4 separate regions of the Homo sapiens genome follow, and all the other regions are linked to region 1. The links are chromatin contacts, found by Hi-C or POLR2A ChIA-PET in ENCODE. All regions are on one chromosome and are shown on one strand. Each heading gives the region's core, a stretch centred on a gene start or an enhancer-like site at or near the end of the contact. The rest is flanking DNA. Distances are from core to core; before and after follow the strand shown.

Evidence for each region. A loop is a pair of places that touch in the nucleus more often than their neighbours do. ChIA-PET counts read pairs that join two places held with the same protein, here RNA polymerase II (POLR2A). Pooled maps may share reads with other maps.
Region 2: a pooled map shows a loop between it and region 1 (13-fold over the local background). The contact joins the promoter of EVI5 here to the promoter of ABCD3 in region 1. A Hi-C loop is called at or near these places in 1 of 37 single-sample maps with no recorded cell type and 7 of 50 pooled maps. POLR2A ChIA-PET finds 5 or more read pairs at or near these places in 1 of 52 experiments (T-cell).
Region 3: a loop to region 1 is called in a map of CD8-positive, alpha-beta T cell, with 27 times the contacts of the local background. The contact joins the promoter of RPL5 here to the promoter of ABCD3 in region 1. A Hi-C loop is called at or near these places in 3 of 168 maps with a recorded cell type or tissue (CD8-positive, alpha-beta T cell and naive thymus-derived CD4-positive, alpha-beta T cell) and 9 of 50 pooled maps.
Region 4: a loop to region 1 is called in a map of OCI-LY7, with 8 times the contacts of the local background. The contact joins the promoter of DIPK1A here to the promoter of ABCD3 in region 1. A Hi-C loop is called at or near these places in 3 of 168 maps with a recorded cell type or tissue (CD4-positive, alpha-beta T cell, OCI-LY7 and naive thymus-derived CD4-positive, alpha-beta T cell) and 10 of 50 pooled maps. POLR2A ChIA-PET finds 5 or more read pairs at or near these places in 1 of 52 experiments (CD8-positive, alpha-beta memory T cell).

The regions. Positions count from the first base shown.
Region 1 is chr1:94,417,049-94,419,772 of GRCh38, forward strand. ABCD3 (ATP binding cassette subfamily D member 3) reads left to right here and starts at 1,341. Exons shown (of 23, transcript NM_002858.4): 1 at 1,341-1,540. The coding sequence starts at 1,431. RefSeq lists enhancers at 530-1,321, 1,793-1,932 and a silencer at 1,083-1,462.
Region 2 is chr1:92,783,795-92,786,518 of GRCh38, forward strand. It overlaps EVI5 (ecotropic viral integration site 5), which reads right to left and starts at 1,314. Exons shown (of 20, transcript NM_001350197.2): 1 at 1,042-1,314. RefSeq lists a silencer at 895-1,164 and an enhancer at 1,435-1,714.
Region 3 is chr1:92,830,566-92,833,289 of GRCh38, forward strand. It overlaps RPL5 (ribosomal protein L5), which reads left to right and starts at 1,475. Exons shown (of 8, transcript NM_000969.5): 1 at 1,475-1,552. The coding sequence starts at 1,550. It also overlaps a transcript of DIPK1A not described here. RefSeq lists enhancers at 1,224-1,273, 1,277-1,915, 1,444-1,763, 1,916-2,553.
Region 4 is chr1:92,960,112-92,962,835 of GRCh38, forward strand. DIPK1A (divergent protein kinase domain 1A) reads right to left here and starts at 1,351. Exons shown (of 5, transcript NM_001006605.5): 1 at 1,265-1,351. The coding sequence starts at 1,318. RefSeq lists silencers at 912-1,471, 1,632-1,711.

The DNA of each region.
Region 1 (2,724 bases), core at 91-2,590:
AAATTTGTATGCCTTTTCTCCTATTAATTTTTTCTTCTATTAATCTGCCTTATGTCAGCGGTTTTCAGTTAACTTTCAGAGGGCCAAAACCTTTTGTCCCTCCAGGTAATGAAAATGTCCACATGACAAATAGTGAATTAGTAGGAGCTTCAGTTCTGCATAATTTAGAATTCACTGTTGAGCACCTCTATACGCATGCCATTATTGTACCTCGTCTTTGTGATCCTCATAACCTGTATTAGGCAACAGCTCATTTATATTGAGAAAACACCTAGGGCACAGCACCACTACTTTGTAGGCTACTTTAATATGTATGTGCATTATGCGAGGTTTTATGAGCTTATTTTCTGACACACTTGCTTTTCTCCAGTTTCCTCAGCTGAAAACAGCGATTCACTGTTACTGTATATATGCTAGGCTCAATGCTGGCGATAACAATTCCTGCAACATAGGGTCAGACAGGAGAAGAATGTTGTAATCTGCAAAGCCCTTCTGATTCTGGGAGTGAGGCCAGCATTAATACAACGCACGATTGTTACTTCTGAATGTCCCTTTGCAAAGAACAGTGTTTCTCAAACTTTTTTCTGACCAGATCTGCATACATTTTACATCGCCGCTGGCGATACATACGTGCAAAACACTGAAATCGAAATTTCTCTAAACAACTCCTTTACTACGTGATGTACTGTGAAACTTTTCTATTTTGTTCTATTCTCAATTTTATTAAAAACGGAGGGTGATGATCCCGATCTACCAAACCAATTTCACAATGCGCTAGAGATTATAACCCGCGGTTTGGAAAATACTGGCTTGGAAAAAGCTCTTTGATCTGTGTCATTCTCCTCACATCTCCCTACACCTCTGCGGAGTTCCGATTGTTTGGTTTCGTCCTGATAATCACTGTGCTGTGTTTTCCCTACACGCTCTGTGACGGGGCCGTCCGCCTCCTTCCTGGGCTCCTTTAAGAGGGTGGTAACGGTACATCACCGCGGGAGTGGAGAGGCAGGGCCCACTAGGTCGTCGCTGCAGGCCAGGCCCGCTCATCCAGTTATTGTGAAAGCCGGGGTGTGCGCGCGAAGAGTGGGAGGGTAGGGGTGAGGCAGGGGCAGCACTGACGCCTCGCAGGGCTGAGTAGCAACAGCTCCTCCGCGCCGCGTTTCCGGAGACCCTGAAGGAGTCCGCGCGTGCGCAGAGCGCGTCCCGGGAACTGTTCCGCCCACGGAGGCTGCCGAGCGCGCTCCCGCCGGGCCAAAGTACAAAGTGGGCTCCAGAGCGCGGGCGGCGCGGCGGCGCGAGCCAGGGGGCGGTCCTGCGCGGCCGGCCCCGCCCTCTGCTCTCCTCCCAGTCTCCCCCGCGCTGCGTGCAGTAAGGTAGCCGCCGCCGCCGCCGCCGCCGCGTCCCCTCGCCGGCTCGCTGGTACCGGCAGTGCCATGGCGGCCTTCAGCAAGTACTTGACGGCGCGAAACTCCTCGCTGGCTGGTGCCGCGTTCCTGCTGCTCTGCCTGCTCCACAAGCGGCGCCGCGCCCTCGGCCTGCACGGGTAAGAAGGCCCGTAGCCGTGCAGCTTTCCCGGGCTGGAGCGGGCGCTCCCCGCGCGCTCTCTCTCCCCACCCGGCCGACAGGTCTCTTTGCCCGACGGGGTCGGGCGGAGAGAGGGCCGACCGCGACTGCCGTGGGACTTCAATGTCAGGGTGTCCGCGAGTCCCCGCCACGACGGCGTCGGTCCCAGCTGGCCTGTCCGGCGACCTCGCTCCACCCCGGGAGTGCGAATTCTTCTGTGCCCGCGGGCGAACCGGCGCCCAGCCAGCACTCAGGCAGCGGCCTCCAGTTGGGGGTGGGAGGGGGATGCGGTGTGTCCCCCACCCCCTTCCCTACATCACCCCCTTCTGTGTCAACTTTCTGGGTGTGTTCTGGTTTTGCCATCTCATCTTCAGACCGTGAAGGATTTGTTTTGGGGACGTGGATGTGTGATTGAGGATGGGGATTGGATTCGCCAGGCTGGAGGCTGGTGTCTAAGTCACTTGGACGAGGTTTGGCTCGATTCCCGACTAACTGCTATTGAAAGTCGCGAGGGTGGCTTCTATGAAACTATTCCCGGTCCACTTGGCAGGATTGCCGTCTAAAGTGGTGAGCCCTTGGAGTCGGTGAACCCTTTGGTCGGTGAACATTTGGTCGGTGGCATTTCATCCGGAAAGGCTGGATCGGTTCTGTCGGACTTAGAGGGAAATGTTTTCCTTCCTGGGCTCTGTAGGTGAAAGATGAGAGTGTGGTTTAGGTGAGGATCAAGCTCCTTTTTAATGACACGCCACTGCTTCCACCGCGGGAGAATTTCAGTGCTTAGATTTAACTTTGGGAGGTTATCAGTTCAGAAAAAGTAAAAAAGAGAGAGCTGAATTACGGTTGCGACATACAGGTATGTATGTCACATACATGCAATTTTTATTTGCTGGACAAGTGAAAGAGAAAAGGCTACTTCCCAAGCGTTCTTGCCAGTCATTGAATATTTCGTATTAAATCTTGACATACTACTTTCATGAATTTTATTTCATTCATTCCTCTGAGCAGGTACTGTTGCCTCCCGTGTTTGATTTGCCTACAATATCTAATTAGTAGTAAAATTTGGGCTAAAACACAAATAGACTTCTAGTTTATAGTACCCTTTCCATTAAGTTCTTTCTAGCCGCCTTCTGTTTTTATCTTACTAGAGTCTGAAGTGATGATCTT
Region 2 (2,724 bases), core at 64-2,563, 1.6 Mb before region 1:
CGAGACTCCCTGTCAAAAAAAAAAAAAAAAAAGAAAAGAAAAGAAAAAGAAAAAGAGCTTCTGGTACACTGGTGAAATTCTACTAACAAAATTTTAAAACAAAAAAAGTTACTTACATCAGCTCAGAACAAAGATTAAAAACTACCAGCAGATCACTTTTCTTTAACTTCAGTAAGCACTGGAATTCATTCTTTCGGCAAAGAAAGGAGTTTATTATTCAACACTGTAACCCAAAGAAAAGATACCACTTCAAGAAAATACTTCTTTTCGAAAGCAGCTCTACCAGCAATAGATAGGAGGAAAGCGAGGAAACCATTCCAAAAGGCTTGGTTTAACTCTTGGGTGAAAGGATGCCAAATGAGATGATCTAAGAAGCCCCAAAGACAGACAGACAGACAGACACAGGGAAATCACAGCAACTCTTTTGAGTGGAAACACCAACACCACAATCCAACCTACCGGAAATCCTGAGGTTAATTTGAGGCTTGCCCCACTAGTCATAAGGTGATTCAGGAATGGCTACAAACTCTTCTCAAGTTCATTCTGGACCTGGCACATCTGTCTTGCCCATCAGCAGCCTGGAGACACGCCATGCGCAGAATCCCGGAGGCCAAGTAAAGACGCCAACTTTGCAAGTCAGGGGGGCGAGTGCTCTCGCCCCTCAGGTCCCCAAAGGGAACCGACTTCTGGCCTCGAGGGTGGGGTGCAGGGTCAGTGTCCTCCACGGGATTTACGAGGACGTGCCCCCGAAGCTGCTCCGTCCCTCCACCGCCCTGGGACGCCACAGTTAGACCCGCCGACGAGTTTCTTCCCCAGCGCCCACGAGAAGGAGGGCTGCGGGCGGCGGCGGCGGCGACAGGCGAGGAAGCGAGTGCAGGGAACTTAGGCCCTGGCGGGGCCAGGCGCGCCCGCCCCGCTCCCACAGCAAAACTTGCGGCGGCCCCCGCCCGCCGCGCCTCGGCCCAGCTGTGCGCCAGCGGAACACGGACTCACCGCCCGCCCGGCCTCCCGGCCCGCCCGGCCTGGCGCAGCGCCCCTCACCTTGGAAACGTTGAGTAGACTTCGCCGTAAACATTAACTTCCCATCCAGCCGGCAGCCGCGCCGCCGCGTCTCAGCGCCTCGGCCCCGCTCCTGGCTCCACGGGTCGCCCGTCCCGAGTTCCCAAAAGCACCACGCTCACTCAGAAGCTCAGGGCCGCCTCGCGACCCTCACCTACCCCTCCCGGCACCGCCGCTGTCGGAACTGCAGCCAGCCCCTTGCCAGCTGGCCAGCTGGTTCCTCCGGGGTCCGGCCCGGCCGCGTCAGGAGAGCCCAAGGCGCAGGCGCGGGAGGGCCTTAAAGAGACCCGGCAGCCTCTACCGCAGAATGGGTTGGAGCAGGTTAGGGGCCGGGCGGGCCGGCCGAGAAAAGGAGAAGGCGAAGGGATTGGACGGAGTGCAGAGGAGGCGGGGAAATCGCTCTCGCCCTCCGCCTCTCTTTCAAAGCACCAGCCTTCAGTCCTGCAAGTCGCCGACTTCCCCGGCCACTGGAACCGCCCCTTCCATGTTAAAACGGTAGAAGACACACCCCCTCGGGGGCCCGAAGCGACCCCGAGCTTAGGACTGCAGGCCTCGCGCTGCCGCACCGACGCGGAGCCTGACTTTCAGGGCCCTGGCACGCGGTGCTGACGCGCATGCTTCGGAAGGCAGCCCCGAGCTCCCCCAGAGGTGGCCTTAGGGCACTCGCAAAAACAATAATCAACGCGTAAATGACACTTGTAATTGTAATGTACTCTTACACGTGTCTTCGCATTGGGTTTATGCAGACTACTGCAGGGGGCAGAACATGGGCACGAATACGTAAGATTCAGCCGGGCAGCCCTCCAGCGTCAACGAAGACATTCTTAGAAGGAAAGTACTTTGTTTGGGACGGAAACAGCCTATTAATTTCTGGTCCAGGAAAAGCAGGCAAGAAAAAGTAAAAAGGCAATACAGATTACTTTCATTATATGTTTAGAAGTGACAGCCGGGCGCGGTGGCTCACACCTGTAATCCCAACACTTTGGGAGGCCGAGGCGGGCGGATTGCCTGAGGTCAGGAGTTGGAGACCAATCTGGCCAACATGGTGAAACCCCGTCTCTACTAAAAATACAAAAAAAAAAAATAGCCCGGCGTCGTGGCGTGCGCCTGTACTCCCAGCCAAGCTACTCTGGAGGCTGAGGCAGGGGAATTGCTTGAACCACGGAGGTGGAGGTTGCAGTGAGCCAAGATCGCGCCACTGCACTCCAGCCTGGGCGACAGAACGATACTCTGTCTCAAAAAAAAAAAGGGACAAAAATTATAATAATTAGCAGCACAAGAAACTCCGGAATTATTTGTCTAGAAATTAGTATCCCTATTTTTAAATTTAAATTTATAAGACAGAATTCGCAGATGGGTTTCCACTGAACTAAGCATTTCAGAAAAAAAAAAAAAAAAAAACCTTACTTTTTTTTCAACAAGATTAGGAAATACCAAGAAATAGGAAGTAAAGCCATGCCCTCCACCCAGCTAAAAACTTTGAAAACTTGAACTTTTATCTGAGGCATATGTTTGCATAACTTTAGGTTGTGCCATTATTTAAAGAAATTTCAATTAACAATTTTATTGCAACTCAATCCTTGTATAAGAAAACTAAGCTACATCCTTGATAATGTACCTCTCCCCTCTTATATTCCATCCGTCAGCAAATTCTATTGGTTTTTC
Region 3 (2,724 bases), core at 225-2,724, 1.6 Mb before region 1:
TAAGTGATCCTCCTGCCTTGGCCTCCCAAAATGCTGGGATTACAGGCCTGAGCCAGCACATCCAGCCTGCTTCATGACTTCTTTCTTTTTTTTTTTTTTTGAGACGGAGTCTCACTGTCGCCAGGCTGGAGTGCAGTGGTGTGATCTCGGCTCACTGCAACCTCTGCCTCCTGGGTTCAAGCGATTCTCCTGTCTCAGTCTCCCGAGTAGCTGGGACTACAGGTGCGTGCCACCATGCCCGGCTGGTTTTTGTATTTTTAGCAGAGATGGGGTTTCACCATGTTGTCCAGGATGGTCTCGATCTCTTGACCTCGCGATCCGCCTGCCTCGGCCTCCCAAAGCGCTGGGATTACAGGCGTGACCCACCGCACCTGGCCTGAGCTACCGTGCCCGGCCCACAACTTCTAAATATTCAGATGAATAGTATGTGGGTCTTCCTATGAACCCTTGCCCTAAAACATGCAGAAGTTAGGAGTCGGCCTGTTTCCAGGCAGACTTTCCTTCCTGATGCTTTTGCCTCCAGTGTAAGCAGGGCCTGACCAAGACATGGAGCACCTTTGGTAGGCTAATAACTTGATAATCCACCAAAATGAAGGTTTTTAAATATTTTCTATAAATACGAATTGAATACCTCTTTCTTTACCCTTTCAAAGGTGGCTCCACAAAAGTAGAATCACACTTCCTGTGAAAAGTGTTTTAAGTTTTCTCCTCTAGAGCTCTGTTGACATCGGCCATAGCGAACTCTGTTTATTTTTCCTATTATATAAGGAATTACAAGTTGGAATCAGAAGTAATTGGCATCCTAATCCTGATTTATTCTAGTGGCAGTGTTTTGGAGTCACTTAACCCTGTCATCCTGGTTGGCCGTCCCTTCTCCCAGCTCTAACGGTGAGCAGCTGATACCCTGCTAGGTGCTGGAGAGTCAGAGGTGGACATCAGGGCCCACCTCGAAAAGTTGACAGTCTGTGGTGGGCTGAAGCCAGTAGAAAGCTGCTGTAGGAAGGCAGAGGAGTGGCCCCTATCCCAGGCTTGGGGCTCTCAGGGAAGGCTTCCTGGGGGTGAGATGGGAGGGTGGGTCCATATGCTCTTGGACCAGAATGAGTAGCCCAGAGAAGGCAAGAGGGCTCCCAAGCAAACTTGTCCTATTTAATTTTTTTTTTTTTTCCTGCTTAGAAAAGCAAAATGCGTTATGAACAAAACAAAACAAAACAAAACAAAACAAAACAAAACAAAACAAAACAAAACGCTGTAGCAAAGAAAGCGAAAGGCTCCAGTAATCCTCCCTGCTCCTCCTCACCGCACGGATCCTGTGAGATACCCCGAGCATTGGAACCTGGAGAGCTTGGGCAGGCATTCACCCTCCTTCCAGCAGGGGGCGGAACGTAAAACGCCTTGTGGCCGACGCCCTCTCTCTTTCACACGTCACTGGCGTGACCGTCCGCGCTACATACTGCGCCTGCGCAAGGGCTGTGGCCCTTTTCCCACCCCCTAGCGCCGCTGGGCCTGCAGGTCTCTGTCGAGCAGCGGACGCCGGTCTCTGTTCCGCAGGATGGTGAGTGGATGCCTCGGTCTCGGGGCTTTAGATGCATGGAGGTTCCCTTTTCTTGCCCGTATGCCAGCCTAGGGCCCGTCTCGCGCGTCGCAGGGGCCGGATGGCGTTAGATTGCTAGCTCTGACTTGGTCGAGGTGCAGTTCCCAGCGTGGCCTTAAATGGCTGCCGCCCGGTGCGCGAACTTGGGGGGAGGGGTTGGCGAAGAAGGGTTGCGTGAGCTTGGACGGCGGATTGGGGAGAAGGGTGAGTTTAGTAGACAGCCTGAGTGCGGATACTGCCGTCTAGTGTGAGGGGGCGCTGGCAAGCGGCCGGGCGTGAGAGGTCGCAAGCAGTCGACCTCAGCCTAGCTGGGGAACGCCAGAATGGAGGGGGGCTGCAGGTCCTCGGGTCCCACTCGACCTCCGAGTACCGAGTACTTCGTGGGTTTTCCAGGAGAATGTCGGAGCCGGCAAGTCTTAGATTTAGGAAGCTTGTGCCCGTGGGCTGAGCAAGTGGCTTTTAAGCCAAAATTGTCAGTGGAGCTTGGAGGCCGAGGGGTCCCTGGGCCCCGGAAGCTCCTTTAACATGGAATACGTGCCTCCTGCCTCTTCCTCTAGAGTCCGTCGCCGGATGAGTTTTTAATTATTGGGGTAGGGCCCCAAGGGTGGGATGAAATGTTGCTTTAGCTGATGGGGAACAGTGCTGTTTTAGTGGGGGAATTACTGCTGAATGTGCTCTTGCCCAGTTAAGCTTTGTGGCAGGTAATTTAGGCTTTTGAAAAACATAACATGGGAAGCGAGAGAGGTACGTAGTTGTTATTTGAGGCTAGGTTTTCGAAGTGGGACATAGCGTGTTCCGAACAAACCGACGTTTGGCATCACTGATTGCTGTCTGGAGCAGTGCTTCGCAAAAGTTTGGCACAATTACCGGTGCTGGTCCTTGAAGAAACAAATATGGAAATTGAAAGCGTTTAAAACCTTTTGAAAGCAATATAACAATAATTTTATACCTGTTAAATGTAATAAATTGGGGCCTGCATTTTGTATGTTTCTTTTATTCCATATTTCTCTAAGGATTCATTTTTATTGTTTTATGAAACTACTAGTCTGTGACATGGAAGGTAGAGGAAAAAGATTCTTGACCCTAGTTGCTTGTGAAACCTGGGATTCTACAAGTGACAGTTGTCTGTTTAC
Region 4 (2,724 bases), core at 101-2,600, 1.5 Mb before region 1:
GAATTCTAGAAGGGGTTGTGACAGTGTTACTCAAGTGCACAATTACTATTGGTGGTGCTTGCTACAAAGACTCAGTTTTATTCGTACACGCTTAATATCATGGGTTGTCAAATCATGCTTCCAATTTGCAATACGTCACTCATTTCAGGGTAATGACTTACACATACAATTTTCAAACAAAAATGTAAGATTTACTTGCCTCATGATGGTTACCTTCTCAACTTTTTTCATAATTTATAAAAGCACCAGCTGACCCCAAATCATCTACCTCTTGGCCTTTTAATGTAAGCGGTAAAGGAATACTGTCCTCTGAATGCAGCGTTGGCTAACACTGCTGACCCACGCAAGGCATTGATTTGTAGTTGTTTTTCCATCGGAGTGATGGATTTGCGCTCAGCTACTCGCGGTGTCTACTAGGTCCCCCTGGTGACCAAACAGTACACTTAGGCAGTAGTAGGGTTCCAAGGCACAGACTGGCAGCGGAACAGAGGGTGGAACGGGAAATCATGAAAAATTAACACGCGAACCGTACACACGACATGACTGAGAATTACGTTTGCATTACTAGGGTATTTGGGATCCACAGACCAGCCACTAGCCCCTTTCCTTTAAAAAGCAAACACCCATCCGCCTGGTTCAGGCTTATCGGTCTCCACCTCCCATTTAAATCTTGGGTGTGATGGAACGACCCAACCAAGGGGCTCGGCACGAGGCACACGCTGCTTTTTGGAGCCTGGGGAAACACTGGTGTGACAAATTGTCATAATTTTCTAAGACACGGAGGAATGCTACACCACCTTTCCTACCACCGACTTAAGACCCAAGACACTGAGTCAAGGGCAACCGACCTGCGGGGGCCCACGGGGGAGGGGGGAAAGCCCCGAAAACACCAGGGAGAAGGCGGCCCGTCGAGCTCCGCCTGGAGCGGCGCAGGGCTGCGGGCAATGCCCGGAGCGCGGGGTCGTACCCAGGTCACGTCTCGGGGCTCTCAGGATGCGAGGGCGTACCCGGGCGGGACGACTCGGGCCCTGGAGCCCGGCTGGCCGCGGCGCGGGAGCCGCGAGGGCCGCGGTGGGGGGCGTCGGCAGAGCCGCTGAGGGGGCTGGGGAGGGCGCGCCGCCAGGTGCCGGACGGCAGGGGGCAGCGGGGTTCGGGCGGGCACAGACCCAGGGAGGGAGGAGGGGAGCGGGCGAGTCCTGCGCGGCGCGGCAGGGCACACGGCCGGGTGCTCCCGCAGCTGGTGGCTGGGCGGCCGCCGGCCTACCTGGAGGTAATAGGGTTTCCTTAGCCAGGCCCCCGGACAGAGACTCCTCGCCATGGTAATCACACATCGCCCCGCCGCGCTGCAGTCAGAGGCGGACCCGAGCGCTGGCGGCCGGGCTCCCCGCCTCCCCCCGCCTCCCCGCCCCCTGCCCGGCCGGGCCCGCCCACTCCCCCGCCCCCGCCGCGGCGCGCGCCGCGCTCCCCTCGGCCCGGCTGCAGTGAAGGCGGCGAGAGGCCAGAGGCCCAGCCTCCTGCCCTGTTCGCCCGCCGGCCGCCGCGGCTGTCAGAGAGGCTGCTGCCGACTCCGCCATAAAGGGGAGTCGCACCTCGCCTCCGCCGACACAAATCGACTGCGCCTGGAGCTTAAAGGGGAGGCGCGCGGAGGCGGGAGGGGGCGCCGCGGCAGCGGGGGTGTCGCACGCTCGGCGCGGATTGGGGCGTGCTTCTCGCTGGCTGATGCGGCGACCCCCGGACCGCGCTGGCCTCGCAGTCTGCTCCGGCTTCCGGCTCCCCGCGCTGCGCCCAGCTGCGCGTCCCGCCACCCGCCCCGGCAGCACCGACGCTCCCCATGGACTCTTCTCCTGGAGTCAGGACGTGTCTGGACGGGTTGTTTGGAAATTCAAGGGAAGCTTGGGGCTCCTTCCCTGGGGACTGGCTCGTCCTCCCTCGCCCTTGGTGGCGGTCGGGGGAAGGGGGTGTCTGCCGCAGCTGGAGACGCAGACCGGGGCATCCCCCCAGGACTGGGCTCAGCTTCGAACGCGGACAGGGCGCCCCACTGCTGAACTCGGTGCCCCCCTTACCACGCTCCAGTTCGCCTCTAACGGCCTACAACTTTTTTTAAAAATGTACTTTTAAAAAATTCCGACTTTTTTGGTTTATATTGTTTTTAAGACAGCTTCAGAGTTTTCCTGGCCCCGTCCAGGAACACTGATTTCAAAAGAAAACAAAAACAAAAACACCGAATTAAATACAGTCCTGAAGGCAGGGAGCCTGGGACGTGGCCTGCTGCTTGGTTAAGGCTACATAACACAGGGTGTGGTGTCTTTCTTTTGACAATGAGTTCCAAATAAGGGAAAAAAGAGCCACCCTAGTGGGAGAACAGCTGTTGATCCAAGTGACTTGTAATGGAAGAAGCAGCTTTTTTTTTTTTTTTTTTTTTTTTGGCTGCTTTTTACCCCACCTACCACGTTTAAGCGTGATGCTAACAAAGTTTAGGTGGCCCGTTAGAGCTCATTCCGGCCTGTTGCTCTGAGAAGGGGTTTCCCCAGAAGCAAACCATTACTCATTCTCACTTGGTTTTTGCATAAGCCTTGTTCAGGTGCCTTGTTCTGAAGAGATACCTTCATGTCTGCCCCTTCCCTCAACCCACACACAGACACAGGTTTTAAACCTAGGTGATTTTTGTTGTGGTGGTTGTTCTTTCTGTTTTTGAGAGGGGTCTTACCATGTTGCCTAGGCTGG